Regions from separate parts of the Homo sapiens genome. Here regions 2, 3, 4 and 5 are each linked to region 1. The links are chromatin loops, found by intact Hi-C in ENCODE. Cell type or tissue: PC-9. All regions are shown on one strand. Each heading gives the region's core, and the rest is flanking DNA. Links, peaks and the distances in the headings are about the cores only.

Evidence for each region. A loop is a pair of places that touch in the nucleus more often than their neighbours do. Peaks named below come from ENCODE experiments on the same cell type or tissue, not always from the same donor. Only the 100,000 strongest peaks of a DNase experiment are listed, where the experiment ranks them.
Region 2: a loop joins it to region 1, with 5 times the contacts of the local background. A loop is called at or near these places in 4 of 110 quality-filtered maps.
Region 3: a loop joins it to region 1, with 8 times the contacts of the local background. A loop is called at or near these places in 3 of 110 quality-filtered maps.
Region 4: a loop joins it to region 1, with 4 times the contacts of the local background. A loop is called at or near these places in 2 of 110 quality-filtered maps.
Region 5: a loop joins it to region 1, with 2.4 times the contacts of the local background. A loop is called at or near these places in 4 of 110 quality-filtered maps.

Annotation. Positions count from the first base shown.
Region 1 is chr7:40,911,848-40,918,066 of GRCh38, reverse strand. It overlaps a transcript of SUGCT not described here. Among named protein-coding and RNA genes, the nearest start is that of LINC01450, 65 kb to the left of the region's middle. In PC-9, for the core only: no CTCF peak of the experiment used is centred there; a DNase peak (open chromatin) is centred at 2,786; H3K27ac peaks cover 1,995 bases.
Region 2 is chr7:40,974,502-40,980,720 of GRCh38, reverse strand. LINC01450 (long intergenic non-protein coding RNA 1450) reads left to right here and starts at 782. Exons shown (of 3, transcript NR_110831.1): 1 at 782-1,347. It also overlaps a transcript of SUGCT not described here. In PC-9, for the core only: no CTCF peak of the experiment used is centred there; DNase peaks (open chromatin) are centred at 2,440 and 2,970; H3K27ac peaks cover 2,716 bases.
Region 3 is chr7:41,024,581-41,030,799 of GRCh38, reverse strand. It overlaps a transcript of SUGCT not described here. Among named protein-coding and RNA genes, the nearest start is that of LINC01450, 48 kb to the right of the region's middle. RefSeq lists an enhancer at 1,191-2,390. In PC-9, for the core only: no CTCF peak of the experiment used is centred there; DNase peaks (open chromatin) are centred at 1,579 and 3,229; H3K27ac peaks cover 1,482 bases.
Region 4 is chr7:40,327,483-40,333,701 of GRCh38, reverse strand. All of the region lies in intron 9 of SUGCT (succinyl-CoA:glutarate-CoA transferase), which reads right to left. Among named protein-coding and RNA genes, the nearest start is that of SUGCT, 200 kb to the right of the region's middle. In PC-9, for the core only: CTCF peaks have their summits at 3,762 and 3,963 (motif pointing left); a DNase peak (open chromatin) is centred at 3,961.
Region 5 is chr7:40,830,166-40,836,384 of GRCh38, reverse strand. All of the region lies in intron 13 of SUGCT (succinyl-CoA:glutarate-CoA transferase), which reads right to left. Among named protein-coding and RNA genes, the nearest start is that of LINC01450, 150 kb to the left of the region's middle. In PC-9, for the core only: CTCF peaks have their summits at 2,208 and 2,407; no DNase peak of the experiment used is centred there.

The DNA.
Region 1 (6,219 bases), core at 714-5,713:
CCACCTCTCCATGTAGTGATCCTCTAACTGGGTTTTCTCCAATGGAAAGTGCCTGCCCTCCTATATCTAGGCCTTCAGGATGTGGATGAGTATTATGAACTGAATGATTGTATCCAGCCAAAATATATATGGTGAAGTCCTAACCCCCAATGTGATGGTATTAAGAGATGGAGCCTTTGAGAGATAATTAGGATTAGATGAGGTCATGAGAGCAGAGCCCTCATTCTAAGATTAGTGCCCTTGTGAGAGGAGAAAGGGATGCCAGAGGTTCTTCTCTCTACCATCTGAGGACCCAGCAAGAAGGTGGCCATCTGCAAACCATGAAGAGGGCCCTCGCCAAAGGCCAAATCTGCCAGTGCCTTGTTCTTGGATGTCTCAGTCTCCAATACTGTGAGAAACATGTTTGTTGTTTATAAGCCACCAAGTTTGTTTTTGTTGTTGTTGTTATAGCAGCTTGAACTGAGACAACTGGCTTCTTCTCTCCTCCTGCAGCCTAGATCCTGGGTATGTCTGTAACTCAGTCTCTACCATGCAGATGATGGCAAGGCCCTAAAGGATGATGTGGTCACAAAAGGAGAGGAATCTGGGTGGCTGCGTACATCCCAGAGACCTTGACCTCTCATCTTGAACTTCTAGAGAAAAATTAACTTCTTGTTCTTTGAGCCTCTAAATTTGAGGAAATATTTTTATAAGAGTAACCTACTACCCTAACTTATGTATGGTAGAAACTGTGGGTAAGATGGGTAATAAAACCAAGAACTGCTCCTTCTTCTAAAGGGAATTACATAGTATTTTTCAATTATAGAAAACATTGTAAGGTCATTTTATAATGATTAGAAGAGTCGAAGATACAAAAAAAGTTTACTAGAGTTGACAGTCATGAATTTTTGTCCAAAGTCTTCCCCCATGGGGAGCTAATGCTTCTCAACCCAGAGGAAAAGAAATCTACATTGTATGATTGAGGAACTCCTGATGTCCCTCACTGGGTCTGTTGAATAATAGCTTATTGCTGTGTTGGACATTCCCAGGCTACTTTGTCAGACGAGAAGATTACTTAACATATTCAGTTCCTGGGGCCCTCTTTTATCTACAGTGTTTTTTATGACTCCTTATTTACTTGAACCAATAGATTCCGACATTCTGCACTCTTAGTTATGGTCAATCAATCATGTGTTTCTAATTCTGTAACTACTCCAGACTCCATAAGGCTTTGTCAATAGCTTCATGTATGGACATTTTTAAAGTATAATATCTGTGTGTATAAAGAAACAAATGAATAATAAATGTTAAAGCCTACACAGTCTGACCCTCAAAAAGTGCCAGTAGCATGTCTTTGTCTTTTCTGTACACATACATACAAACACATGCACATACATAAAGTTGTTTTTTAAGTAATTGAAAAATCAAACACCAGATAGTAGAATGTAATTAAAATGTCAGCTTACTGATTCAGAAAGAGAAGTATTCAAGTGTAGACCTAGATTCAGTTATGATAGGATGCTATTACCCACATGATGTTATCAGGATTCAGTTTATCTCTTTTCATCTGTATTGGCTTCATTCTCAAAAAGACTCCTCCTTCATCCTCACAAGATGTCAGAAGCTCATGAGCTACCTAATGCCAGGTTAAAATCTAGTAGTAACTAGTGAGAGTCTTTCCTAACATGGTCCACATCCTGGGATTCACTTTAACTGGACTTGCTCCATTCATACCCATCCTTCAATCAACCACTGCAATCAGAATGACTTAGGACTACATCATGCACTTCATTTCTAGAGCTGTAAGTGGACCCATACCTAGACTGTGTGGACTGAGAAGAAGTAGATCCCATACAAAATATTAGGTCTGGTACTGAAAGAAGAAGAAACAGGTGATGGAGAAACAAATAGCAACCACCCACTGCGGTTAATCTCTTGGCTGCCTAACATTCATATACAATTCTAGTGCTAATATGTATATCTGTGTGTGTGTGTGTGTGTGTGTGTGTGTGTGTGTATGTAGAGAGAGAGAGAGAGAGAGTGTCCCACATCCATATATGACATATATAATATACTCACTCAGTCTCCAGAAAGAAAAAGTAAAATCTCATTTGATGGTTTCACCCCACTTCAAGTTTAAGATTAATGGGTGATGTGCAGTTCTCACAAGGTACCCAACATGCCCAATATACAATGGTGGAGAGAGAACCAAAAAAACAGGGTGCGATGGGAAACATTAGTAATCATTGATTCAATGCATGTATCAAATTCTATTTTATTTACTTATGTATTTCTACATTGTCTGGAACATAGTAGGTACAGTAGTATTTGCTGAATTAATGAATGCACACACAGCTGGACAGGAATGGGAAGGGCTGCCTGTCCCAGCAGGAGAATGAGTTCCTTGCCCAGCTTGTCAAGTTCTTCCTGCTCTTCCCTCTGAGAGAATGGCTCCTGTCCTCTGCCTTTATGGCTACCTTTTCTGCTTTTGGTAGAATCCTCTTGGTCTTTTGTTTTCTGTGACCATATCTTAACACGGCATTGCCAAAACTGTCCCCATTATTAGCCTGTTTTTGTTGTTGTTATTACTGTTGTTGTTGACAACATTTCTTAGACCTCAGGGTTTTCTTAGAGACTAAACATTCATAGACAATTCCTCCTATGAATTGTCTGGCTCCTCCTTTAGGAACATTTGAGGTCTTACCTAGTTTCATATACTGAACTCCATAAGCCAGTCTCCAGATATCTTGTTGAGTCATGATCCTTGAAATTGGATTCCAGCCTGAGAATTTCTCTTTCTCAGTGATAAGACCGGTGCTCTGTCCATCCCTGAAGTCTTTCCCTTAGTGACCTTCGACTTTGTACTGCCCAGAGCAATTTGAAACAATAGTTGAGGTAAGAAAACTCATCTGGCACTCAGGCACCAACCAGCCGCACCTTAAGAATGTGGGTCATTATCCTCTTTGTCACGTAGGGAACAAGATATGCTCAGCAGTGATCGGAAAAGAAGTTAGCCCCACATTCTAATGGTATTTTCTGATACGATCCCTATCTTCCTGATTAGGTTTGCACTAATTTATGATTACGGTAAGAATAAACTTTTCTAAACCTGCAAAATTCCAGATCACCCAATTCTCATCTTCCTTATTTTACAGGGTTCATGCAGAAAGGCATCTCTTAGCCAAATTGTATTTTCCTTCCTCTCTGATTTCAGATATAGAAGGTTCAACATCAGTTTGTCTAATTCTGGTGGGACCTTTATTGTGCCTTCTAAAAGGCCACAAAAGGCAGGCATGTGTTTCAATATCCTGAATTTCTCCTCCAAATTCCATAATGCTGCAGCCTCTATAGGCCTATGGTTTGAGGTCTGAGATACAGCAGTGTAAGATATGGCTACACTACCAAACAACATAAAACGCCAACTTCTAAGCTGTGAATAGGGGTTCTCAGTGCCTTCCACTCTACTTCCTCAGCCTAGCGTTTTCATATTTTAAGATCTAATATTTACTATACTCTACTATACTCTACTCCTGACAATGATTTCTGTGTAAAGATCTTATCCGTGGTAAAGTTTTTAAATCTGAGGTATCAAGCATAGCCATTAATTGGGTGACAAAACTGAAAAGCCCAGGAGAAGACCTGGCTTTGTAGAGGGCTGAAAAGAAGGTCTCATCAGCCTTGTCCTAACCTAATGCTAGATGACGAGTTAGTGGGTGCAGCGCACCAGCATGGCACATGTATACATATGTAACTAACCTGCACAATGTGCACATGTACCCTAAAACTTAAAGTATAATAAAAAAAAAAAAGAAAAAGAAAAAAATAAATAAATAAAATGCATTGAGCACTGTGACAAAGGAAATGTAATTGGACTTTGAGTGATGTGTGTCACTCTTAGGACAAGCCTGGAACCCTTTCCAGACATTAGGGACTGAAAGAGGGGAAGGGGAAAATCCCCAGACAAAAATTAGATACGTAGAAGTGGTGTTGTCTGAGCTAACTCAAGAGTAAGCTAAAAAAAAAAACTGAAAAAAAAAAAATCTTGACTTAACAGCATGTTTAGTCTCATTGTCAAATGCCATATTTTTGTGATAGGATTATTGTTCTGCAAATATTTATTTATTTCCCTTTCTTGTGTGGGTGAAATTTGTTTTCCTGACTCCACTGATGCCAGACCTGGCCATATGATTTTCTATAGTGAATGGAATGTTAGTGGCCATGACATGAAGAGGTCTTCCATGAGCTTGTGCATTTCAGTTTGGCTCTTGTGCTTTGGTAATCACCATGAGAGGAGCATACTGCAGATAGAGCTGCCCCTTTAACCTGGGCCCCAGAATAAAAACACATATAGCAGATCTGAATCCAGCGAGCCCACAGCCTGAAGCAAAGACAACTAGATGAGTCCATTCTAGACCAGCTGAACTGCAAGTCAGCATGCAAAATAGTGAATGGGGAGAACAAATGCTTGTGTTGTCAGCTACCAAGTTTTGAGATTATTTGGTAGGCAGCATTATTTTGGCAAAATCTCATTAAGACATTCTTGTAGTACATGCTCTGGAATTTCTTTCTAAAAGCAAAAATGCAGTTGGAATATGGGACAAGAAAACTTATCTTGAAATTGAATTTTCATAGCAAGGGTACTGTTTTATTTAGATTGTATATTTACTTTGGGTGGACTAATGGAAATTTGGGGGACCATGTGATGTTCTTAGTTTTAAGATGTACAATTTTTTTCCATTTTAATATTTCTAAAACCAGGATGTGTTATAAAATCAATGTGCATGTGGCATAGTGGCATGTGATGGCGTTTCTCCATGTCCTGAGCCCCACTGCTTATGGTGTGTCCATCAAAGGTTGGATCCATCCTGGCTAACATGGTGAAACCCCGTCTCTACTAAAAGTACAAAAAATTAGCTGGGCGTGGTGGCACACGCCTGTAGTCCCAGGTACTCGGGAGGCTGAGGCAGGAGAATCACTTGAACCCGGGAGGCAGAGGTTGCAGTGAGCCAAGATCGCGCCACTGCACTCCAGGCCAGCGACAGAGGGAGATTACATCTCAAAAAAAAAAAAAAAAAAAAATTGGATCCAGCAATTCTGTAGTCAGGAAGGATGGTGAAGGATAGCAGGAGATGGCAGGACTGGAGCAGTCAGATCAGGGGTATATTCTCAGACAAGTGCATCAAGTATCTAAACAGCATCATTAAATATTGATGGAGTACAAGTTGACTGACAGAAAAGTAGCATTCTATTGTGAAAACTAAATAGTGAACTCCACGTTGCATTATGGTGAAGTCAGCTTTTTTTTTTTTTTTTTTTGGAAACGTTTAATTGCCTGAACATGTAGTCTTTCAGAACACAGACTACTGTGTCATGTAGTAATGAAGCAATTGTTTTTAATTTGGAAACTAAGAACAATTCTTACAAAGATGGACACATCTTGACTACAAAAATGCTATCAGCACAGGCCCATCTAGGACAGGAAAATACACAGGATAAGTTAATGATAGATGGAGTTTCTCATGACTTGCCTTGTAAATGTTGGCAACTGTCGACCAAAACAAAATTTTATTTTAGTTTATCTGATATTAAGCTGCTCTTTTTTATTATACTGAGTCAACAGTTTCAGCTGCTAAAGTTTTCCCATGGAACAATGTTATAATTGGTTGGATAATTGGGAGTTGTGTTCCTGACCAAGGACTCAGCAACAGATAAATCACAGATATAACTAACAAAATGTCATACAAGCAAGATACAACAACCATAAACCTCTAAAATCATCTGAATTAGTAAAATTTTGACCCCAGTACCATAAAATGGGCAAGAATTTAAAAATAACACATAAAATACAGGCCTAATGTATCATAAATGTGGCCAATCTAAATTAATAGAAAGATAGGTATTGTAAACATTGAATTAAAACTTTTGTAGGATAATGTGTAAGGCCTAGTTCTTCAAGAAAAAAAAAGCAAGCTGTCACAGTAAGTTGAAGTGAAGCATCCTCTATTCCTCAATAAATTTCAGGGCAGTAAATTTGTCATATAAAAGCCAATAGTTTCTTGAAACGCCAGACCTTGGGGAAGAGTGCTTAGGACGAAATACCAACAGACCTTAAATTTAAATTTTCAACATTTCCACCAATCTTCATATATGATTAGCTGACACCTGTGCACACACACGCGTACATCCACACACACACCATGCCCTCCCTCCTGCATGAGTTCATAGTTACTACAATTCCTT
Region 2 (6,219 bases), core at 405-5,404, 63 kb before region 1:
TCTAAAAAAAAAATTTAATGGTATTTGCCTTCCTAGGTTTTACACTTGCTTAGGACTACTCACCTCTTTTTTCCTTCTAATATTTCTCTTTTACAGTACGAATGTCTATCCTATGCCTGTCCCACCATTGTATTTTGGAAACATACAACTTGTTTGGTTTCATAGTTTCACAAGTGGAGAGAAGTTTTTCCTCGGGATGAACTGTATATTGAGTCTCATCCATATCTGATTTACATAATACTGAGGTGAGACTTTGGACTTTAGAGATAATATTGCAAATCAGTTAAGACTTTTGCGGCTATTGGGGAGGAATTAATACATTTTGTATGCAATAAGGGCATGAATTTGGGGGGGCAAAAGGGATGCAATACTATAGACTGAATATTTGTGTCCCCCCCAATATTTATGTACCAAAGTCTTAACTTGTAATTTGAAGGTATTAGGAGACAGGGTCTTTGAGAGTTAATTAGGGGTGGATGAGATAATAAGTGTGGAGCTCTCATGATGGGATTAGTGAGGATGAAACACCAGAGAGCTTCTTCTCTGTCTCTGTCTCTCTCTCTCTCTCTTGCTCTCTCTTGCTGTCTCTCTCTTGCATGTAAGGACACAGCAATTTGGCAAGCCATCTGCAAGCCAGAAGAGAGCCTTCACTGGGGAACAAAATTGGTCAGTACCTTGATCTTGGACTTTCTAGCCTCCAGAACTGTGAGAAAATAAACTGTTGTTGTTTATGTCACCTAGTCCAGGGTATTTCATTATGACAGCCTGAGCAGATGAACCCACTCACCTAGGAAGTGGTAGGATTGAGATTTGAATTTGGAAGCCTTACCTGAGGATTTTTCACTTAACCAACTACGCTACACTTTTAACAGTCCCTTTTCCCCGCAAAGACTTCCAAAAAGAAAGCTAGGTATCCTCTTTTAGGGTATATTTTTGTCTCCAAAATTTCCCTTATACCAATGGATAAGAAAAAAAGTGACTTGATTTCAGGTTCCAGGTGCTTGGATTTATTCTTCTTCTTAAAATGTCTCTGAGTAGTGGGACAGAAATTTCCCCACCCTTCTCCTCATGAAGCTGTGTAGACAGGCCACAAAAGAAAAGAGCAACTGACTTTCCCATTTCTACATGACTTGACCATGTCACCAACACCTGTGTCAAAAGGAAGTTTCACCAGATGCAGTCAGGCCTCCGCAGGGGCTGCTGAGCCGCAGTGTCTCCAGGAAGACCCGCTGATGAGTCACACTCCAATCCACTCATCAGACCACCGTGCTGCTGGCCTTCTGTTGTCTGGTAAGAGCCAGAGCACTTGGAGAAAAATGCAAATGCGTCTTTAGTACCTACATAAAGGTAAAACATTTTGCAACAGCATTTCTGGTCTTTAGATTAACACGTACACTATGTCAGCTTCACAGGTAGTTTGGGCCCACATTTGAGTCTTGGGAAAGAGTAGAGTAACAGGAACCCTGCTTCTTTCATGTGAGTAGGAAAGTGTCCCAAGGATGTTTGCTTGTGGATGTCTTGAAGCTTGGAAAGTGGGAAATGCTAAGGGGGAAACTAAGTCAAGGAAGTTCTCCTCACAGATATGGGGCTCAGTATTTTGTGGAGGCACAAGCATAGGGCATAATGGAAAAGGCATGGGGGGCCAGGGACTGTGAATATGGGGGTACATCAACCTTGCACCAACTCCCAATCAGGAAGGTACATTATGAGGCTGAGCAAGGCATATAAAGGAAATTACAGCAACTAGAGCTGTCAGCCAAAGTGATCTTTGTAAATCTAAACCCAATCATGTCATTATCCTGCTTAAAGCCTTTCAAATGACTTCCATTGCATGAAGAATGCAGTTGGAAAGCCTTAGTGAGTCCTGCATAACCTGTGTCATACACATTTCAAAGACCTTACTCGTGCCTCCCTTCTCGGGCTTCATCGCCTCCACTCCAGTGCCCCTTTGGTTCCTGGAACATGTCAGTCTTTTTCTGCCTCATGGCCTTGACACATGCTGCTTTTGTTTTTCAGATGGACCACTCATGCTCTTGGCTTTGGCTTATCCTTATCCTTTTGGTCTCGCCACAATTGCCCCATTCGAAATCCATCCCTTGCTTTTCTATTATTTTCTTTCTCAGCAGTCTGGTCATAACTTCCTCAGCCCTCATACATTATGAAATTACTATGCCCACTCACACGTTTTTGACTGTCCCACATTTCGACTTTGAGGCCCATGAGCACGGGGACCACATCTGTCTTGGTGTGCCCTCAATATCCCCAGCATCTTACACATGCCTGGCACTTGGTAGGTGTTCAGTCAGTGTTTGAATAAATCAGTGAAAGTCCCATTGGCAAGAGTTAAGCTGTCCTTGCCAGGACATTGTGGTCGCCTGACACAGCAGTCAAAGAAGCCTGGAGAGCAACCCCTGCCTGACTTGCCATCAGAGCTGACTTCCCTTTGACACTTTGGCCAGAGGCAAAGACAAATGACAGAGGTGTTGCCATTCTCCAGCCCACAGCATGTGTCTGTGTGCTGAGCAGAGGGGTGCAAGTGAGGGCTGAGGACCAGCCTGTATTCCAAGGGCTGGCCAGGTGCCAGCCACCTCAGTCCACAGGGGGATGCTTTTCTGGTTAGACTGCCAAGAGCTGAGAGCTTTTGGAAATTCACACAAAGACACTGCAGGGGCTATCCAAGACCCTATCAATAACTCAAGGGGGTTACAGACAAGAGAGCCAATGGCGAACAGGAAAAAATTGAATCGCAGCCCCAAGATGGCCGAGGTTTAAGGGTCAAGTGGCAGGTTCATCAGGCTACAGAGGCAGGCTTTGGATCACAGAAATACATCAGCCAGACCCAAGACTAGAATCTCCTGGCAGGAGCAATAGCAGGAAGTGGTGGCATTCAGATAAGATCTGCCCAGGTAGGGATTTACTAGTCACTTTAATGCAGTTTGGCTCTAATTAATTTAGAGGAAAAAGCAAACACCAGGGGAACCAGAGAAACAAGACAAAGGAAAATAACCTTATCTGATTTCTATATCCTCTGACTACCTCTGAAAGGTGTTTATCAACAATAACTTCCTTGTGAGAGGGAGTGGTTTCCATTTCTGGTCGGAGCAGCCACCTTGTAAGCTTGTTCATACCCCTTCCCCTAGAAGCCCCATGCAACTTGTCACCAAAGAATACCTTGAGAAATACTGAAGCCCTAACTCCTTCATATTCTTTTTCCTATAGCATACAAATAGGTCTGGGTAAAATGAGATAGCACATACAAGTTGCTTTGCAAATTCGCAAAGACTCATGACAGACTTTAAATAATCTACCCCCAAGGGAAAACTAAGAGAATGAAGAAATGGAAAATGACATTGCCATTCATTTTAGTAGTAGGAGCTCTGTCCTGTCCCTTCAACCTTGTCGCCAGCATGCTCTGGAAGTCAGATCAACAGCTTCCTTTTACAGATGGTCTATTGCATTTGCTATTATTATTGACATTGCAACCTGTTCCCTTTTCTCTCCCTCCCAGCAGCCGCCAGAGGATCGGCCAAATGGCCCTGAATGAGGAAACCCATTCACGGCCATTTGTCTGCGGTTGTGTGTGTGTTCAGGTCTCCATCTCACACTCACTCCATCCTGACAAGTACAGAAGGTGAAAACATTGCTAGTCAGCCTATTTTCTGAAAGGGATCAGCCTGTTGCTGAAAGATTTATCATCAGGGAACTGCAGGGTAGGGGAAGGCCTTTACTTGAACCAGAATTGGTCATTCAGAGTTCTTTCTGTAACTTGATCATTTATTTCTATTTTATGTACCTTCTACCAAGGAAAGAGGGTGCATGTGGGACCATTACCTCATTGAAAGTAGTGTGGTCAAGTAACTATCTCATTGAACAGCCTGTTAGAGAGGTAGTGTGCAGCTCATTTGACTGTTGCTTTAAACCTTTGGGGTCTGTGTGACCTCTGGTGAGAAAAGGGGATTTCAGGTTTTGCCTTCTCCAGTCACATGCACTGCAAATGGGATCATGAGACACAGCTCCTGATTCCAGAAGACATATTCCATCCTCCACTCTCAACCACTCATTGGAAGAGAACATGCTGAGTGAGAGGTGACAAAAAGCCTGGAAAAATTGAAGGAGGGGTTGTAGGAAAAATAATTCTTCTTGTAAATATTGGTGGCCCATGTGCATGAGATCACATTCAGAGATGTGAAACCTATCAATGGCTAGGAAAGGTAGTCATAGTTTGGCACTGTTATAAGATACAAATCATAGCAACATCTTCTATTTATCTAAGGCTTCAGTCATGTCAGAATATACTTATTTCAATTTCTCACTTAATCCATGGATATTTTTATTCTTACTGCACAGATGAGGCAATGGATATTTAATGAATAGTTTGCCCAAAGTCATAGCTAAGAACTGGGATACCTCCCATGTATTTGGATGCTCAGACAAGAGCTCTGTTCTCCAAGGTCTCTAAAACCACATTTAGAAGCAATTGAGGGCAGCAGGAGGTGATATTGGAAAAATCTGCCTGCAACGCACTCACCTCCTCCAAGAGTAAATAGACCCACCTCATGGCTCCCTTGTTCACAACGACTCCTCTTCTGTGAAAATTGCTATTAGTAAACCGAATGCCCCTACAACCAATGTTTGAACCATCCAACCCTGACCCTCAGCTTGCAGGACGCTAGCCATAACTGATCCACAAAGGGTGGGAGGGATATCTGATCCTGGTTTGGCCATTTAGATTGGAACTAGATGACACAGACGTGGTCATGGAGCTTAGTTAAGGCAGGGCTATGAAAGAATTGGCCATAACACTTTTTGCTGAACTCTCAGAAGCTACTCTTACTTCCAAGTCTTGTTTGGCATTCTCAAAAACGTCCTCTTCTTACTTAAGAAAGTGTAGAAGATACTTGCATATGAGTGTTCATTCAACACACATTCTAAACCCAGTTCTTCCTTGCCTTCCTCTCTCCCTTGCATCTAAGGATGGCAATGCACTGTAACTCTGGCCAAGAAAATATAGGTAGAACCCTGTGGGCTGCAAGATGGGTTTCAAAATAAAAAGGCAAAGGCATACTCTTCCCATTTCTCACTGACTAGGAAGCAGATGTTATGCCTGGAAAAGAAGCCACCATCTGGAAAACATTTTTAAAGGCCACAGAACTGAAGAATCATTGAATCAAAGGATCAGAGGGACAGCCTACCTCTAGTATTTGTATCATATACAGAAAAGAAAATACAACTATTGGTTTAAGCTCCTGTGAGTTGGGTATTCTGATATTTGCAAACAGAGAGATGGCTTCTTATACTTAGAATGAATAGAATCTTGCATACCTCTTGAACATCATGAAACGGACTTAAATGATTTGAACATTTCAGCTGTGATATGGGACCCAAGGAAGTCATCCACATATAGAGATCTGAAGGAACACTCTGTACATGTGAGGAGGATGATCCTTGAGATTTCCGCTTCCAAACCCTTCCTCCTTTATAGTGTAGAACACGATGAAGAAATCTTGGTTAGGCTTCTTTAGGTTTCTTGAAGGGAAATGTATACAAAACCATGGGTAATGAAGGTTTTTGGAAAGACAGAAGATATGTGGAATATTTATAAAATTGATCAGACACTAGAGTCACCTCAGATTCTATTTGTTACTGATTCATTCTTTCATTAACATTTGTTCACTCACTTAGCCTATAACAAGAGTTTATTGACCACCTACTGCGCCAGGTGCATGAATATTCTGGTAATTAAGATTTATTTTACTCTCAGAGAGCTTTAATACAGATCTTGAAGCAGATTTTCGCAAGTACTTCCTATAAAGTTGGATGAATATCTGGATAGTTGGGATATGTCTACATTTTACAGAGAAATGAAAAAAATGTTCATTATAGATAAGAATGAAAACTTGGTACACATAATGTACTTTCCTTAATTCACTTAGCATTTGTGCTTTCCCAAGAAGAGATTTCAGAGAATTCATTTGGTACCAATCAGTGAGGGTGAAATGCTACTCTTGGGCACATGTAACATGTCATCTCAAAGGTGATTGGACTTCCACCTGCCCAGTCCTAGGTGGCTGTTTCTGGAGTGTTCATGTGTCTGTATTGGTCATCTCAGGCTGCCATAACAAAATATAATAGACTGTGTGGCTTAAACAACAGAAATGTATTTTATCACAGTTCTTGATGCTGGAAGTCCTAGATCAAGATTTGGCAGGGATGGTTTCT
Region 3 (6,219 bases), core at 367-5,366, 110 kb before region 1:
CAACTCAGAGGCAACGATCTCACTTCTAGCCAATGAAGACTCACCTTGGAATTAACTTTTTATCATAACTGTAAAGACCAAACAGAAATGTCAGCATACATTCAGAATTTATAATGTATGATTAATCCAGGATGGAAATTGGGGTGGTGTGGGAAATCCTTAGATACTAAATAAAAATGTGTGAAAAATTCAAGCAGCAGATAACTTGGAAATCTAATCTTAAAATTTCTCAGCAGGAAAATGTAAAGGGAGGGACGAGAGGAGGAAGTAAAGAGTGCAAGGAAACATGTAAAATGAATGTTTATTTGCTTATTATTTTATAACCATCCTCTTTATGTGTATTTTCCAGACTGTATGTTATCACTGCCTTAATGGATGAGTCAAAAATCAGAAGGGTTAAATGAACTCCTAAAGGATGAAAGCCAGACTTTCCATTTCACCCACCATTTTTCAGAAAGTAAGGCTTCCAAATGAAACTCCATTTTGCCTACTCTCAGAAAAACCAAAAAAGCAGAAGATGGTGAATCACTGAAGATCTTAATAATGAAAAAAAAAAGCCTCTGGAAAACTTATGTCCACATAAAAACCTGCACATGGCAGTTTTATTCATAACTGACAAAAAGTGGTAGCCAAGATGTTTTAAATAGGCAAACAGCAAAACTGTGGCACGTGTATACAATGGTGTATTAATCAACAATAAAACAAGTGAGTTATCAGGCCATGAAAAGACATGGAGAAGCCTTAATGCATACTGTAAAGTAAAAGATGCTATTCTGAACAGGCTGCATTCTGTATGAGTCCAACTCTATAACATTGTGGAAAGGACAAAAGCTATAGAGATAATAAAAGGATCAGTGTTCTGCAGGAGTTGGGGAGGCGAGAGATGAGGGATGAACAGGTGAAGCCATGAGATTTTTAGGGCAGTTAAACTATTACTTATGATACTGCAATGATGGATACATGACATTATGTATTTGCCAAAACTCATAGAATATACAGCACAAAGAGTGAGCCTTAATGTAAACTATGGGCTCTGGTTAATAATAGTGTAATAATATTGGTTCATCAATTATAACAAATGTACCAAAATAATACATGTTAACAACAGGGAAAACTGGGGAGAGGACGGGGAAGGTATATGGGAACTCTCTGTACCTTTTCTTCTGAGCAATTTTTCTGAAAACCTAAAACTGCCGAAAGTAAAGTCTACTTGGAAAAAATAAAGTCTCTGGCATGGGTTTTTCCTAGAAGGAAGGCAAGGGAGTTTCAGTTGCTAGCAGTGGGCCTGGGAGACAAGGGGCTTTACAGGGTGTAGGAGGCTGTTTCATGGACATCCATCCATCCAGTCATGTGCCTGACCCCAGCCACAGAGGTGGAGGGGGTGTGACAACACTGCTGACTCAGGAGGTTCCAGAAGTTACATGCAGAATCTGGGGGTAGGCTCTCCCTTCTGACTTGGGGGTGTTCTGACTAATATGTGACTAAGAATTTTCAAGGAGACAAGATCGGATATAGCCGAGGCCCCATTGTCTTTATAAACAAGCAGCACTCACCTTGTAGAGTGTAACATTTAGAGAGTTCAGTGACTCATGCTCACGTCATGGAGTCTGCAGATGACTGAGTTTTCAGGTCATCGCACTGCATGTAGGCTGGCTTGCTGGGGAGTCCTCACGAGGGCTCCCACATCACTGAGGACATCAGGGGAGGAGGGCATGAGGAGAGGCTGACTAAGCCAGTCTTTGAGCATTCAGAACTGATCATCCTTTTATCTGTTGTCTGAAAGACATGCCAAAAATATGATTTTGGTGCCATCTTGTTCCCTAAAGCTCTTCTCTGGGGGTATATTAGAGAGAATTCCAATTAACACTGCCGAGAGCTGAACACTTAACACTTCAACAAGCCCATGAGGGAGGCACAATTGATATCCCAGTTTTGCAGATGTGAAGACTCAGGCTTACAGAGGTGAAATAGCATGCACTATAGTACCCAGCCAGAGCATACTGGCGTTGTCTGTCCCCAGAGCCAGAGAGCTGAATCATTTAGGTTCTGCCAAGAACTGCATGACAACATTTTAGTCAACAATGGACTGTACATAGAAAGGTGGTCCCATAAGATTACAATACCTTATTTTTACTGTATCACTTCTATGTTTATATACAAAAATGCTTATCATTATGTAACAATTGCCTACAGTACTCAGCACAATAACATGCTGTACAAGTTTGTAGCCTTGGAGTGATAGGTTATACCATAAAGCCTAGGTGTGTAGTGGGCTCTGCCTCCTAGGTTTGTGTAAGTGCACTCCGTGATGCTCCCACAGCGATGACTTTGCCTAACTATGCATTTCTCAGAATGGATCCCCAGTTGTTAAGCAACTCATGACTGTATGTTGCTTTCCAAATTGATCACTTGGGACGGCCAGTGATGCTGTTAGTCCTCTCAGGGATTATTTAGTGTTAGACAGAAACAATAAATTCTAGCGACTTTATTTCTTAAAGCCTTTCTTTGACCGCTCTTATTCCATGCTAGTTTTCTCAACATATCCAGGGTCTCAACTTCAGAAGAACTAAAACATTCCTTCTTTCTCTTGGCTTCTAGGTCTGCTGCTGTAATGCATGTTCCCTCTGCACTGATTTTGTGGATAGGATGTAGGGACCAGACGCTGGAGGCACTGCCTCAATACCTGCCTGCCTGAGTTAGGAATCATCCTTAGCACCCACCAAGGACTTCCTAAGTGCTGGACCCTGTGCTAAGCCTGTTTCCTGCATGATCATTAATCCTTAAAATCTATGAAGAAAATCCCAATATCTACCCATTTTACAGATGAGGAAAGCCAGTTTGGATGGGTTCATCAGCTTGCACAGAGGCAGAAGGTATGGCGTCTGCTGGGATGACATCTGTACTGTTTCGGATGCTTGGAGCCCCCGCATGTTGTGATAATGTGGTGATTACTCAGCTAACGTAGATCAAAGAGGAATTTAAAGTCTTTCATATCACAGACTCTTTGTGGTCTTTAGACGATCATTAAAAAATTAAATATGTCCCTGTTATGTCTATTTTCTCCTAATGTTTTCCTAATGGGAGTGTGAGACTTTTTTACATGAGACAACTGGTTTATATTCCCCAGGAGCCAAGTGGAATGCCATGAATGAGAATGTCATTGCCCTGAATACCTTCGATGCTCTCATAACCACAAACTGTAGTACATATAAAGTGGATGGACAAACTTCCTGCATATTTGTCCCTTCCATTCCTGGCATGCTTCTTACACCGCAGAACATTATGCATATCCAGGAATTGAGGAGTCTTTTGAAAGGGAAATTCCCCCTCCTACCAATACAATGTAAGCTTCAAACCTAGTCAGTGTCATTGAGGGATTTACCATTTTTCTGCTCATGGTCACCACAATGTCACCAAGGAGAAGAGCAACCACATCCCTTGACCCATCCTCAGCCCTGCCCTGGCCAAGGTCCTTTTTTCAAGGCTGATGCCCTTCACTAATGGTACCGAGAGCAATCCCTTCCTTGGGACTCTTGCCCTGAAATTTCCCAAGACGTCTTGGAAGGCGTGGATGCAGGGTGAGGATGGGAGGTTTTAGAGGACCAGCCATTAAGGCCGTAGGCTAAAACTCTGGACTTCTTTTTCCAGATTGCTTCTGCTTCTAAAAGAGAATGTATGCATTAACCATTTCTCTCTGACATCTAGAAACATCTAGAAAGATGTTTTTGTTTTTGTGTAAACTTTTTTTTTAAGTATGAAACTTTTTTTTAGATGGAGTCTTGCTCTGTCGCCCAGGCTGGAGTGCAATGGCATGATCTCGGCTCACTGCAGCCTCTGCCACCCAGGTTCAAGCAATTCTCCTGCCTCAGCCTCCTGAGTAGCTGGGATTACAGGCATGCGCCACCTCTCTTAGTTAATTTTTGTATTTTTAGTAGAGACGGGATTTCACCATGTTGGCTAGGCTGGTCTTGAATTCCTGACCTCATGATCTACCTGCCTCGGCCTCCCAAAGCTCTGGGATTATAGGCATGAGCCACCGCACACAGCCTAAGTATAAAAGTTAAGGATCAGACAACCAGCTTCTATGAAAGTCTGAATTAAGCTGGCGCCTTTGATTTGGATAAAGACCGTACAAGACTTCTCACGTAGATGGGCATGTTAATACTATCTAAAGACAATCAGATTGTGTTTACCTAAATAATCATTTCTGAGATACCATAACTTCAGTTTCATTGTCCTTTTACTTTAAGTTGTTGCATTAGTTTCACTGAATATAAATAGAATTAGTATCAAGGCATCAGTGTCAAGATGAATGCAGCCTTCTGCCCTGGACTCCCAAAATTTCACAGAGCTTGATGGCAGGACAGCATTTTTCTGCAGGAACTCCTTAGTACAGCCAGGTCCAAACTGTAAAATACAGGCAACAAACTAGATGCCTGCAGGAGTCAAGCAAGTTGTATGAATGGATGGTTCAATTCAAGTGCTGGGGACAGCGCTGACCAGGTAAAGATGAGAAAACATACCCCCTTCAGCACAGGACCATCACCATTCGGTGGTTGCCAGGAGTAGGACTGGCTACATAATATGGGAGGCCCAGTGCAAAATGAAAATGCAGGGTTATTAGTCAGGAAGACCTACGCAGGTCGCAGGCCCATGAAGCTGGCCCTGGCCAGGAGGCAACGTAAGACCAAGGTGATGGTGGCAGCAGGTGCAGCTCCAGAGCACACATAGACCTGCGTTTGCACACCCCGTGAGACTGTTCAACTCAGAGAAATCCCGATGTGAATGTTGTAAAAAGTGTGCTGGCCTCCAAGGCCTCTCCTGGAGTCCACCCCTCGACCCATTTTGACTGCTCTGGGACTTACAAATGTTAACATGTGCAGAGTTCCTGAGATCAGCTGCACGGGTCTTTAATAACTTGGCAAGGGGCTTTCCAGAAAGCTATGGGTGCATAGCTGAACTCAGGTTAAAAATCTAATACACCTTCTTTTCCCTTCTTTCCATTCTAAAAAGAAATGGATGTCTTCCTTCCAACTACAGAATTTAACATTTTTTCACCTTTATTCATAACTCATTTTATTTAACTTTTCAATTATTTTATTTAACACAACTCATTCTTATTTTATTTTAAAATATTCTTACAGTGGCTGGGCACGGTGGCTCACATCTGTAATCCCAGCAGTTTGGGATGCCGAGGCAGGCTGATCACAAGGTCAGGAGTTCGAGACCAGCCTGGCCAATATGGTGAAATCCTATCTCTACTATTTTTAGTAGTGGTGGTGGGTGCCTGTAGTTCCAGCTACTCGGGAGGCTGAGGCAGGAGAATCGCTTGAACCCAGAAGGCGGTGGTTGCAGTGAGCTGAGATCACGCCACTGCACTTCAGCCTGGGTGACAGAGCGAAACTACGTCTCAAAAAAAAAAAAATCATACATTGATTCTCTTTCAAACATGGAAAATAATTATATTTCAGACATACTGAAAATAATATACAGACATCCAGATATATCCAACCCTAGATTTAATAAATGTTGGCATATTGCCATATTTCTTTGACATCTGTTTAAGAAAGAAATTATTGCACATATATTGGAAATGTCCCCATATAATCCCTTCCTTTTTATCACAGAATTAACCAAAATCTTGAGGGTTTTATAACTTTCCTATCAATGGTTTTATACTTTGATGCATAAGTAACTAGATAGCATTATGTCTTTCTTTTCAATTTACCAAAATTATATAATGCATTTGTAACTTGCTCTTTATCCCTTCAACACTTACAGAGTATGTATGTTGATACATGTAGATTTAGGATATTCATTTTAACTGCTATTTAGTAAGCTCCTATGCATATAGGACAACTTATACACGCCCATGTCTTAGGCTTCTTTCTGATTGTTTGCTATTTTTTAACGAACAATGTGCAGTGACGATTAGAGTATATGGTTCTCGTGCATATATTTCTCAAGAATATGTACCCAGGTTGTAGGGTCTGAATAGCCTCAGTTGGGAGCAGTTTGACAATATCCACTCAGGGGGCTGTACCCATTTACACTCCCACAATCAATATTTGAGAGTTCCTCAACTACACTTCCTCTCTCTTACTTGTTATAACGAGGCATCCTTTTTTTTTTTTTTTTGCCAAATTGTTGGGTGTGAAGAGACATTTCATTGCTGATTTAATCTTCATTTCCCTGTCACTAATGAGATTACGTGTCTTT
Region 4 (6,219 bases), core at 867-5,866, 580 kb after region 1:
TATATATATATATATATATATATATATATATATTTTTTTTTTTTTTTTTTTTTTTTTTTTTTTTTGAGACAGAGTCTCGCCCTGTCACCCAGGCTGGAGTGCAGTGGTGTGATCTTGGCTCACTACAACCTCCACCTCCCGGGATCAAGCAATTCTCCTGCCTCACCCTCCCAAGTAACTGGGGTTACAGGTCCATGCCCCCACACTGGGCTAATTTTCATATTTTTAGTAGAGATGTGGTTTCGCCATGTTGGCCAGGCTGGTCTCAAACTCCTGACCTCAAGTGATCCACCTGCCTCAGCCTCCCAAAGTGCTGGGATTATAGGTGTGAGCCACCACGCCCGGCCACTAAATATACTATTATTATTACATACTGACCATGTGTTTCCTCATTCACAGAGAATATATTTGTCCAGCATTATTTTATACATTTTCTTTACTGTTTTCATTATATTCAATCTGTTTTCATCATTCTGTACATAAAATGTTATAATTCCACTATTTCATCCAACCCTGATGCTCCTAAAGATTTCCTAACCCAGCAGTAGTAGTTTCCATTAGTTTCTACTAATTTACTCCTTCTACCAAGATTATGAAAGGAAAATGGAATCAGGATACTTACTTGCCACCAATCATTCTATCCATTCTTTTTTTATGCTTTTAGCATTTACGTATCTAATATGCATATAAATACTTGGGGACTATACGTTTCTACAAAACTGTTAATTTGCTGTCTAGATGGATGGATGATTTTGCCATGCCCAACACACCACCTTCATCCAATACACCACTAAATCCTCTTCTCCTGTCACTACTCCCTCCACTGCCTGACACCATAACCCTAGCAAGGTCTGTGTCAAATTGGGTCTCATGCTTCCTCTGCACTTATCAACTTTCTCCCAGTTTTTAGGTTAAACCCTAAACTGCCACTTAACAGATTCACTACACACAGAGCTCATTTTCTGGCCCCCCACATTAATGCAACACCTCAATGCACCATTATGTTTGCTGAACAAACCTCAGATTCTTTTGCAGTCTACACAGTAACACTATTATAAGTTTTGTTCCCTGCCTCCCAGCTTCTTTGAACTAGGACTGAACTTACTGATTTGATTCCTACAATGGAAACAGGAATGACATGGTAGGCAAAAAAGAACAATCCACACCCCTTCTAAAGTTTCTTGAGATGCATTTTAAACAATGACTAGAAATATATCTTAAATTTAACTATGTAAAAAAAAAAAAACAAAAAAAAAAATCCAATGCAGATTCCAAAAGTCTAACAAGAAAGATGAGTTTATTTTTAAGATACATAATGCTCTTAATTCTTTAATATTGTATTCTTCTTCTATTTGAGACAGCACACTACTAATACAGGTGATGTCACATCAGAATCTCCATCATTCTTCATCAGTGGCATATTATCAAGCGAAACCATGGGGCTGTTTATGATGGAAGTGCAAAGATTCTTACTAGGATGTTTTCAGGATGAGAGATCTCTTCAGACTTCCTTGAAGTTGTTTTCCAAGACTGCTGCTAACCAAGTAATGTTCTGGTGACCCCAAGGTGTCAGTCATAGCTATTCAAAGTCTAGAGGTCCTCCCTGAACCAAAAATGGTCATTCCAAACCAATAAAGATAATAAAGAACAGACAATCTGGAATTTATGTGGCAAACATTCAATAAGAATTTGGCAGTTTGCTTCTAAGAGTTTGTTTCTCTTTAGAAATAAAGCTTAAATCAGTGACTATGCCATTTGCAGTTTAAATGGCCCAGCCTGTAAGATGGCTATACTAACAACACTAACGGTGCTAACAATTCTACTGAGCTTGATCACCATGAGGGAAATTTTCATTGAGAATCTCAGTGTGGAACTTCTCTCCCAGTTACTGTTCTAGGATTCACATGTTTCCCTGCCCCTCTACCAGACTACCAATCTGCTCCCCACTGACCCACACCATTGTCATGAACACATTGGCCAGGCAGAGGAAAAGGAAGACTTCTCCATGACCCAGAGCTCCACTCTGGTGGACAAAACCTATAGGAACAAGGACTCCTGGCAGTTGATGAACTGGGTTATCAGCTGGGAGATAAAGATAGCAGCAGGCCTGCGGTCTCTGAGCTCGTGTAGTACTGGCAGTCACAGCTACCGGCTACTGAACATATGCTATGTGCCAGACCCTATGCCACATATTTTAAATGCACTGTCCTGTGACTTGTCACCAGGTAGTAATATACCTATTTTATACATGAAGAAATTAAGGATCAGTGAGATGAAGCAATGTGCCAAGGTCTGTCTGACTCCAAAGCTCATGCATGCTTTTAAACACTACACCTAAATGTGCTGCTATCTCTAGCAAGTTGAGTCTCAGCAGCAACAAGTGAAAAGAAAAAGGAAAAAAAAATTCAGCAGTAAAGAGGATGGGTGTGTAAAATACTATCACTGAAGAAGTAGATGTTTAGACTGTGCCTAAGAATAGGAATGGGCATTTTAGGCTTGTTTTCCATGATTTAAATCAAGCTTGTCCAACCCGCAGCCCCCAAGCCGCATGTGGCCCAGGACGCTTTGAATGCCCAATATAAATTCATGAATTTTCTTACAATATTACGAGATTTTTTTTGTGATTTTCTTGTTTAGCTCATCAGCTATCTTTGGTGTTGCTGTATTTTATGTGTGGCCCAAGACAATTCTTCTTCTTTCAATGTGGCGCAGGGAAGTCAAAAAATTATCTAAATTTTAGATAATGTTTTAGAAAAATAAAATTCATTTTCACTAAAATGCTTCAAAATTAATTCTGTTTCTGGTCATAAGGAATCACATCAGAATAAATGATGTTAGAAAAGACCCTAAAGCTTAGAAGTAATTACTATGGTGACCTTAATTATTTGAACAAAAGAAAATTATATGTAAGCTAAAACTGTATTGTTTTTACATCAATAAAACCATTTTCTTGGCTGAAATTACCCAAACCAAGTATTTGCCACGCATTTAGTGATATAAAGTAAATAAATGCCCCCCCATCCAGAAGAGGAAATACACACACTCACAAAACACACTCAAGCACACACAAACACTTGCTACTTTATGACTTGTTTGCTAACCTTGTTAACTGAAACAGAGGAAAAACCATGCCGGACTTAGAGGTAGGAGCGTTTGCCAGCAGGTAATTTCTTTCAAGAACTAACTTTTCTCAAGCTAGGCATCCGGCAAAAAAAAAAATCGGATCTTCTAAAGCATAGTCCTTACCCTCTTCACCCTTCTTTCCTAATATGCAGACCTAACCAGTTGTTAACAGGACCTTTCCTAGGAACCTCATACATCTCTAAATGTATATCTTCTCCCTCAGGATATTACTTTACCTGTAAATGTCCCTATATTCACCTTCATGGCTGAAACTAACTCCCTACAAGATTACATTTGGGACATTATTTCCTAAGCAGACTCAATCTTCTTTATAAAACTTCCCTTGAGACACCTCACACACTCAGAAAGGTCAGCACTTCCTCCAACAATCACATCTTAGAGGCTGATGCTAATTTCAGGATACAGCCTTGCTTCCTTTCTGTTCTCAATAATGTCTACGGAGATCAAATCTGTATGTTTATTCTGTGTTGCTGTGCTCAGAAGCCCAGGATGCTGTTCTCTCAGTGAGCCTGTCACAGCATCTGCAGTGTATTCTCTGCTGAGGTTATATAATGACAGACTAACCCATGCAACAGGGAAGACAGTAGGCAGGAGTGCCAATCCAAAAAAATGGAAATCATTCCCAGGAATCTCTCTCCAGGACTTTGAACCATAGAGAATGATAGTTTTACCTTAAATAATCAATGTGTATATCAGTAGCTGTAAGGATGGGGAGGAAATCATCTAATAATAATATGATCATGTTCAGGGATTCTTGCAAATCCCCATTGAAAAATCCTGTCCCATTACCAGGTTACAAGAGTGACATCTAGTGGACTCATATTAGAATGACAACAAGGGTCTAAGGAAAACAAATCACCTGTGCACACATCTTGTTAAAATGCAGATTCTGGTTCATTAGAATGAATCTATTACTTCTAACTTCCAGGTGATGCCAATGCTGCCACTCCATAGACTACTCAGTGTCACTAGGACCCAGAGCATTTCGCACCTGCTTTCACCCTCAGGCGAGAAGGAGGAGGGGGCACTTGAGAGTAAATACTTTCCAGGTGAAAAATAGGCCAAATGAATTATTAATATAATTCTGTATAATGTTCCTATTTCACTAGCACCACTCAGCATGCACACGTACCATTTCCTGTCTGGGCAGGGTCCCTGAAGCAGTACTCCTTTTCCTAAATGCCAGAAGCAAACTTAAGAAGGAAACAGCCTATTTCACAGCCATACTTATACATCAACATGATTTGTTCAAGTCTCCAGTACAGATTCACTTCAGTACTTAACATCTTACAGGCTTTCTACCATTGTTATATTATTTGCCTAATATTAAACTATAATAGTAATTGGTACCATATCAGAACTCAGTTATTTTCCCCCCAGGCAGCCTGCACCTGAACTGAGATCTATCAGGGTACTGTGTTGGTGCTAAGCACAGCTACTCAGAATTTCAACAAGATTTGCACTGGACACCCCTAGGAACAAAACAGGACATGTAACTACATGCGAATCCAACTGTTTCCATAAACTAGTCCTGTGTGATTTATTTGAGCTAAAGAGCCCTGACCTCCACACAGAGCCACCAGGCTAGACTCTTAGCTGCGAGGTAATGTGCGTGTCCCTTCAAAGAGGAGCTATGCCAGGCCTCACCCAAACTCTTCCCACCTAGGCCTCCACCTTGGGTAGATTTGAACCCATTCTTTGGTTTTAGGTCCACAGTTCTAGGAACGACAACAATGATTTCCAGCACTGAAGGAAATCAGTCTCTTTTCTCCAAAACACATACACATACACACACATACACACACATGCACACACATACACACACATACACACACACATACACATGTACAAAACCCACTTTCTTGTTCAATAAAGTCCTTCAGTACAAGATGATCGATCTAGGACAAGTAATGAGTTTTAAGCAGTGGAATCCCTGTTTCAAAAAACTACCAGAAGGTGGAATTGTTCTGGTTGAAATGGGGTGTGAATACTTAGAAAACTGTCTACTTGGTTTCTACCCAGGCTATCCCCCTCCTTAGGCCCTGGAATACTCCTCCTCATGTCCCAAATATTCCTTCCCATCCCAGCTCTGTCCCCACACTACCAAACTCCAGAAATACAGGTTGAAAACTAGAAACGATGAGTCTCACAACAGCTAAAACCATCCCCAACTCCTATATTGCTCAAGGACTGTTCTCATTAAATAGATGGAACTGTTAATAGGTAGAGTTGCTTCACTATACCATCACTTACTTATGAACCTAATACCATTTTAGCATATGCGACCAAAGGATTTATTCAAAAGATGTACAACCTGATTTCTGAAGGAAATTTGCTTTTAAGTCATAATTAAGGATCCCTGTGATGAGTAAACAACAGAATTGTTTATACCTCTTGAATTGCTCTTGGCAGTCCTAAAGGGGAAATTATGTAGAGGAAAAGGTCACATAATTATTTCTCAAAAGTAGGATAAAGATAGAAAATGAAACTAAACATGCAGCATTGTATCATCTGCCTATACAGTACAATGAGCTCAAGTCCCCCTGCCTCAGTTAGAATCCCAGTTATACCATGGACTTGTGACCCTGCACAAGTTATCTAAACTCTCTATGCCTCAGTTTCCACATGTGAAAGTGGAGATAATAGCAATAACTATTTTAAGGGCTGTGGTAAATATTGATTTAATATATGTAAGATATTTAATAACACAGTAATCATTGATAAATGTTACATCTGATAATTATTATAGTGATTAAGATAATATTACTAGAACTAATGACTGAATATTCAAAATGGCCTTTGATTCTTTTAGATAATTTTAGCCAAATATGTTAGGCATAGAAAATATAAAAACACATTAGTTCTGCACATATATTAAGAATACAAGAAAAGCCGAAAAAATCTTAAAGGAACTAGGGATTTACTACTTTTACTTTCCTTGCACCACCTTCTATTTTACCTCTTAGCGAAACACATTTAAAACACTATATGTCAGAGGGAATTCTGAGTTTAAAAAATCATAATAGTCTTTGAACAGTTGTAAGTGCATTTATTCTTTGTGCAATAGTTACCCTT
Region 5 (6,219 bases), core at 365-5,364, 81 kb after region 1:
GTGTTACCACTGAAGCAAATCAAGTGAACAGATAATTTCTTACAACTCCATGTAAATCTACAAATATGTCAAAATAAAAAGGTTTTAAAAGCTATGAAAAGACAACAAAAACAAAAGCAAAACCTTACATCTGATTAATGCTTTTCATTTTGTATCTAACATCCCATTTCAAGAAAATGAAAAATATGCCTGAGCACAGGGCTCACATCTGTAATACCAGAGTTTTAGGAGGCTGAGTTGAGAGGATTGTTTGAGCTCAGGAGTTTGAGACCAGACTGGACAACACAGTGAGACTTCATCTCTACTAAAAAAAAAAAATTAAAAAATTAGTAGGCATAGTGACATAAACCTGTAGTCCCAGCTACTCCAGCTGCTGAGATGGGAGGATTGCTTGAGCTTGGGAAATCAAGGCTGCAGTGAGCCATGATCACTCCACTGCATTCCAGCCTGGGTGACAGAGTGAGACCCTGTCTCACCAAAAAAAAAAAAAAAAAGAAAAAAAAGAAAATGGAAGATACTAATGATTTCCTCCAAATGGAAAGTACTAAATATTTTCCTAACCAATTGGATGGATCTGGCAATTGGGGGATAGAAAAGTTAAGTGATTTACCTGAACCAGAGGACTTAATAATGGGTTCATGAAGCTTAACATTAAACTAAAACTAAACTTTACTTCAAATCCATAAATATGTTTATGTTTTTAAAAGCTTTGAAACAAAGTAAGAATATACAATAAAGCCATCAAATACGTTCTTCCAAATTGTTTGTAAGCCTTGGGAGATTGCCTGCTGTGTCATACAAATCAGGTTTTATGTAGATCCTTTACAGAAAACAGTTTCTGGAGATTGGCATAGAATGGAATGTAGGTATTGCCAGAAGGAGAGCACTAGCAGAACTTAATTTCTGTAGTCAATATTTCAACATGTAAGAAATAGGGGAAAGTGCTTGTAGGAGCCATCATAGGTAAGAAGAAATTTGAAGAATTTGGGCATAAAATTTAGGATATACCTGGAAGGAATCTAAAACAAACAAAAAACAGTCCACATCTAGTTCTTTGGAAATTAGATTTTAATTCTGTTGTTCTTATGCTTTTATGTTTTCAGGTGAATCTCAAAGAGACAAAAGACCAAATTCCAAGCTGTCAGTAAGGTGAAATGGAAGAGGAAGGCAGTGTCTTGAACTGCATTGTCCTGGTCCAGAGCCACCAGCCTCATGTGGGTGTTTGAATTAAACTTAAATAAAACTAAAATTCAGTTCCTCAGTTGGACTAGCACATTTCCAAGGCTTGACAGCCACATGTGGCTAGCGGCTATCATATTGGACAGTAAAGAAAGACATTTCTATCATCTCAATAAAGCATTGGACAGCTCCAATCTATATAATGAATGAAAACACTAAAAAGTCCCAATTTTTTTTTTTAATTTAAAAAGGACACCATTTTACAAATGACACATCGATGGATTCATATCCATAGCCTCCTAGAAGAGCAGGGTGGAGAAGACCCCGAATACTATCCTGTCAAAACACTTGTTACAGGCTTGAATCTTTCTTGTTACTGATGTCTAAACAGCCATGGCAAATAATTTTTATTTTCTTCATTCTTTTGCCGGTTAAAAGAAACATTTCTTTTATTTGAAACTGTTCTATAGCTATAAGTCTTTCATCATTCTGGCTGCTTACTGCTGAATTCCAGTCTGGGTTCCAATTTATCTATATCTCTAGTCAAATAACTTGTGCCAAAATTAAGTGCCATGTTCCAGGTGCGCAGAATATAGGAGGTTTATCTTTTTCCTTAGTCTAGATATTATGCATCTACTTTTACAGACTAAAATCACAAGTTGACTTTTAGTAACCCCACCAATAAATTTATTTGCAATTAGTTTTTAGTTAAATAAAACCCTGCAATCTGGTTAATGTGGCCCATTGCTCCATCTAATTGAAACGTTGTGTGTCCTATTTATAACCAGTCTACTTTTGAATACTTCTGGTGGAAAAATCATTAACCCTGATTTTATATCAGATGCAAAAGCGTGGCCTCCAACATCTTTCTCCATGTAACTATTAAAAGTGTTAATAATGGGGTCCAAGCGTATGTCTTTGGGAAACTCTACTCCCCACCCACCCCCCAGCCTAAGAATCATCACAGTTTGGACCCAACCATTCACAAGTCAGTTCAACTATTTAGCTGTCCAGTCCATGCTTCTCCATTTTGCCCACAAAGACATACCTAGTCACCCAGCTTTTATTGAATCTCCTGCAATACGCTTCACCTTTCCCAGAAAGTTAAAAAAGCAGAACTGAGATTTTTTGTTTAAGATGACTAGGGAGGTTTTTACAGCACAGAAGAGAACTCACCAACCCTGGAGAAGGGATGATGCACTTGAAGTATTGGCACCCCACAGTGGGCAACTCTAGCATTTCACGTTAAAACAATGCTGAAAACAATTTCTAATGGTTCTATTGATTTTCAAACAATAATAAAGGGTAGGGTCCTACTTAATTGAATCCTAATGAGTTTGGTATTTACCACAGTCCGTCACCAAATGCACTTCTTGTACAAAACTCTTTGAACTTGCTGTGGGAGAGGAGAACTCTCTGTTCTAAATGCTGCCTTCACCACTGTCCAGCTGGGATGTTTTAGAACCAAGTCTCTCACTGACTCATTCAGTCCAGAAACAAATAGAGGAAAATTTGCAGCACCTGATCCCAAAGCAGGTGGCTATGCATTAATGATGTAGCACGTGCCAAGATCCTGAAAGGAATGGTTCTAGAGAAATATTGCAGGACCTAATTATTTTTAATGTCTCTCCTAACTTGAAAGTGGTTTGTGTACATGACTTCAATTTTCAAAAGATACAATGCAGCCTGGGACTTTAAAACAGGGAATCTGGCAAATTAACTAATAAGTGTATGAACACATGTTGAAATGGCAAGGCACTAAATAGGCTGGCTTCTCCTACAGAAAAGAGTCATTTAACAGGAGTCAGTTAAGTCAATGTTTACTTTCCACGTAAGGAACTTTACATCACAAATGGGAGAAATAATTCAGCAGGTAGAAAAAAAGGGAAAAAACTTTCCAAGCAGGGAAACTTCCTTGGGTTGTTAATGTTTCTTGTTAAGATGGGTCTTGGAAAACAACCCATCTCAGATCAACATTCCTACATGTGGAGTTTGGATTCTTTTTTTCTTCCAGTAATCTTCAACTACAATGGGATCTATCTGACTATTATTGCAATGTTTAAAAACAGTACTGATCAGATTCCTTTCCAGTGGGACAACCAAGAAAAAATGGACTGCTGAAAAAAAAAATCTAGAGGTAAAATATGCAGACCTGTCAAGGGATGATGGCCCGAGCAGAGGTCTATGGACCGAGGGGATGGCAGCATGCAGAATAGAAGTAGGAGTGGAAGAGGCCCGGCACAGTGACTCACGCCTGTAATCCCAGCACTTTGGGAGGCTGAGGCAGGCTGGTCACAAGGTCAGGAGATCGAGACCATCCTGGTTAACATGGTGACACCCCGTCTCTACTAAAAACACAAAAAATTAGCCGGGCATAGTAGCGGGTGCCTGTAGTCCCAGCTACTTGGGAGGGTGAGGCAAGAGAATGGCGTGAACCTGGGAGGCGGAGCTTGCAGTGAGCCAAGATTGGGCCACTGCACTCCAGCCTGGGTGACAGAGTGAGACTCTGTCTCAAAAAAAAAAAAAAAGTAGGAGTGGAAGAAACAAAGAAGGCCTGAAGCAATAGGTATATCTGGCCTGAAATCTTCCTCTCTAGCTAATTCTTTGTGGCTAGGAGTGCTCACATCCGGGAAAAAAAAAAAACAAAAAAAACCCTGGAAAACAAAAAACCAACCAAACAGAAAACCCAGAGTGGATGTATGAACCATTATAGCTATCCTTCTCTTAACTGTTTGGTGCAGAACACTAAAAAATATAAAGTTTGGGAGAACATGTGTCCTATTACGTAATTCTTGGTATAATATTAATACTACCACAACATTAAATGGGACACAGTGTTTTCACAACAATATGATATTAGATGATACTCACAATGACCCTGTAGGATGGAGGATAATTATTTTTCCCACTTAACATTAAAGGAAAATAAGGCCCTGAGAGGTTTCATGTTGCCTAGAATCCCCCAAATAAGGAAGCGGAGCAAGAACCAGAACTGTTGGATGCCTGCTCTGGGTTACTTTTCAGGACTCTGTGTCACCACCTATCTCATGAGTGCTCTCCAGAGATACCCGGACGCACACAGGGACAGCCACACATTTGCATGCACGGCCCCTTGTGAATGGAGACAGGCTCCATACTGCTCACTTTCTTTCATTCCCCTGCACACTTAAGTTACTGTACCACAACACCCAAGACCCCCCAACATGTGCTGTTGCCCTGAAACTGGAGTTACTACTATATAAGTGTTCTAAACATAGGCTATTGTCCTGCCAGAAGACTCCTCCTCTGGGAGTCCCTGGAGCCCCCTCTAGGCTGTCCTGCCAGTGTGTGAGCCTGTACTCTCTTCCTCCTTAATATGCCTGGTAGCCTTCATCACACTACAGGCCTATAGCCAGCCCTGCTGAATTCAGGCTGGGGTTGGGGTGAATAGTAAGAAGAGTATCACACAGAGATAGGATCTAGAGGTGTAACATGTAAACAGAAGTGTTCTTAGTGTTCACAGTCGGAACTCAAGGTTATATTTTCCCACAGAATCCATGTGACTGATGCTGACTTGCTAATGAGATTCAATAATTCTGGGAGTATTTAGTAGCATCTTGGTTAAACATCTGCATTATATAGGGCTTCAAGGATGACTGCAAGACCCTAACCATCATTGATAATATTGTTTCTATGGGGAAATGTGTTTGAAGTTTCGTATGACAGCCCTCCAAAGAAATTCTAGCAAACAAACCCATTTGAAAGTTGGGCACTGCCTGTCTTCCAGCACTGGCTGTTCTCCCTCTCACTCTCTCCAACCTAACCTGTTTTCTTATATCCAACTTCTGGGTGGCCCATGAAGGCTATTGCTCCTCTGAGGCCACAGCAGGTGTAAGCAATGAGGAGAAGGTGAAAGTGCTGGGGAACAGTCCCAGCAGTAGAGGGAGGGGGGCAGGAGAGGGAAGAAGACAGAGTTGGAATCATCACCAGACAGCAAACATTGGGTGAGCCTACACTGTTGATAGGACACAGGCTTTTTACGGGAATCTAAAATGCAACTTTTAGGCAGGATGAATGTCATTAAGAAAGCACAGGCCGTGGCATGAGGCAGGCCTGGGGTACATTCTGTTTCTTATTAAAAATGATGATCTTAAGCTAAATACTTAACCTCTTAGAAGGTTCAGCTTTCTCATCTCCAAAATTGAGACGACATTACTTCTCAGGGTGTTTGTGAAGATCAAATTGTGTAAATGTGATTATTACAATCTTCAGCAGCATTTACCAGACAGTTGAATGTTGCTTTTTCTTACTTTCCTCCTTTGAGAGATGCAAGGTGGTACAGGGGAAAGATTAGAGTAAAAATAAGTGGATTTGAATTCTAGTCTCAGAATCAACCCCATGGAGGGGCTGGGCACACTCTCCGAGTTACTGTCTTCTGTGCTGTCCTCTGAGGACTTTTGCTGGTAGCAATGAATCAACATATGTGTGAATGGCTGCAATGAGCTGGTCAATAATTATCATTCACTGTTTTGACAAATGTGTGTTGAGTGCCTACTATAGGCCTGGCGCCACCTTAGAAACATGAATCCAGCCAAGGAGAAATAATCAAGGCAGGCCTGTTCTGTTAGATGGAGTGATCAGGGAAGTTTCTCTGAATAGATGAGATTTGAGCAGAGACCTCAGTGAGGAGTGGGAGTGAGCCACAGAAATATCCAGAAAGAGGCATCTAAGAAGAGGGAATAATCAGAGTAAAGGCCAGGCTGTCAGGGTCTGCTAGGGCCTGATTGAGACATTGCAAGGAGGTCCTCAGGGGTCTTCATGACTAGTGCAGGGAGCAAAAAGTATGGGCACGGGGCATGGACAGGGGAGGGCAGGACCAATGGTCTGTTGATATGTGCTCTGCAAACCGCTGGAAGGACTTTCTCCTAACTTCTAGGTACTCAAGCCCTTGGAAGGTCTTGAGTGAAGGAGTTTACATTGTGAAAAGCCACATGGAGAAGAAACTGGTAGCCCAAGGGTGAAGGCAGGCAAGCACTGGGAGGTGACTGTGGTCAGCAGAGC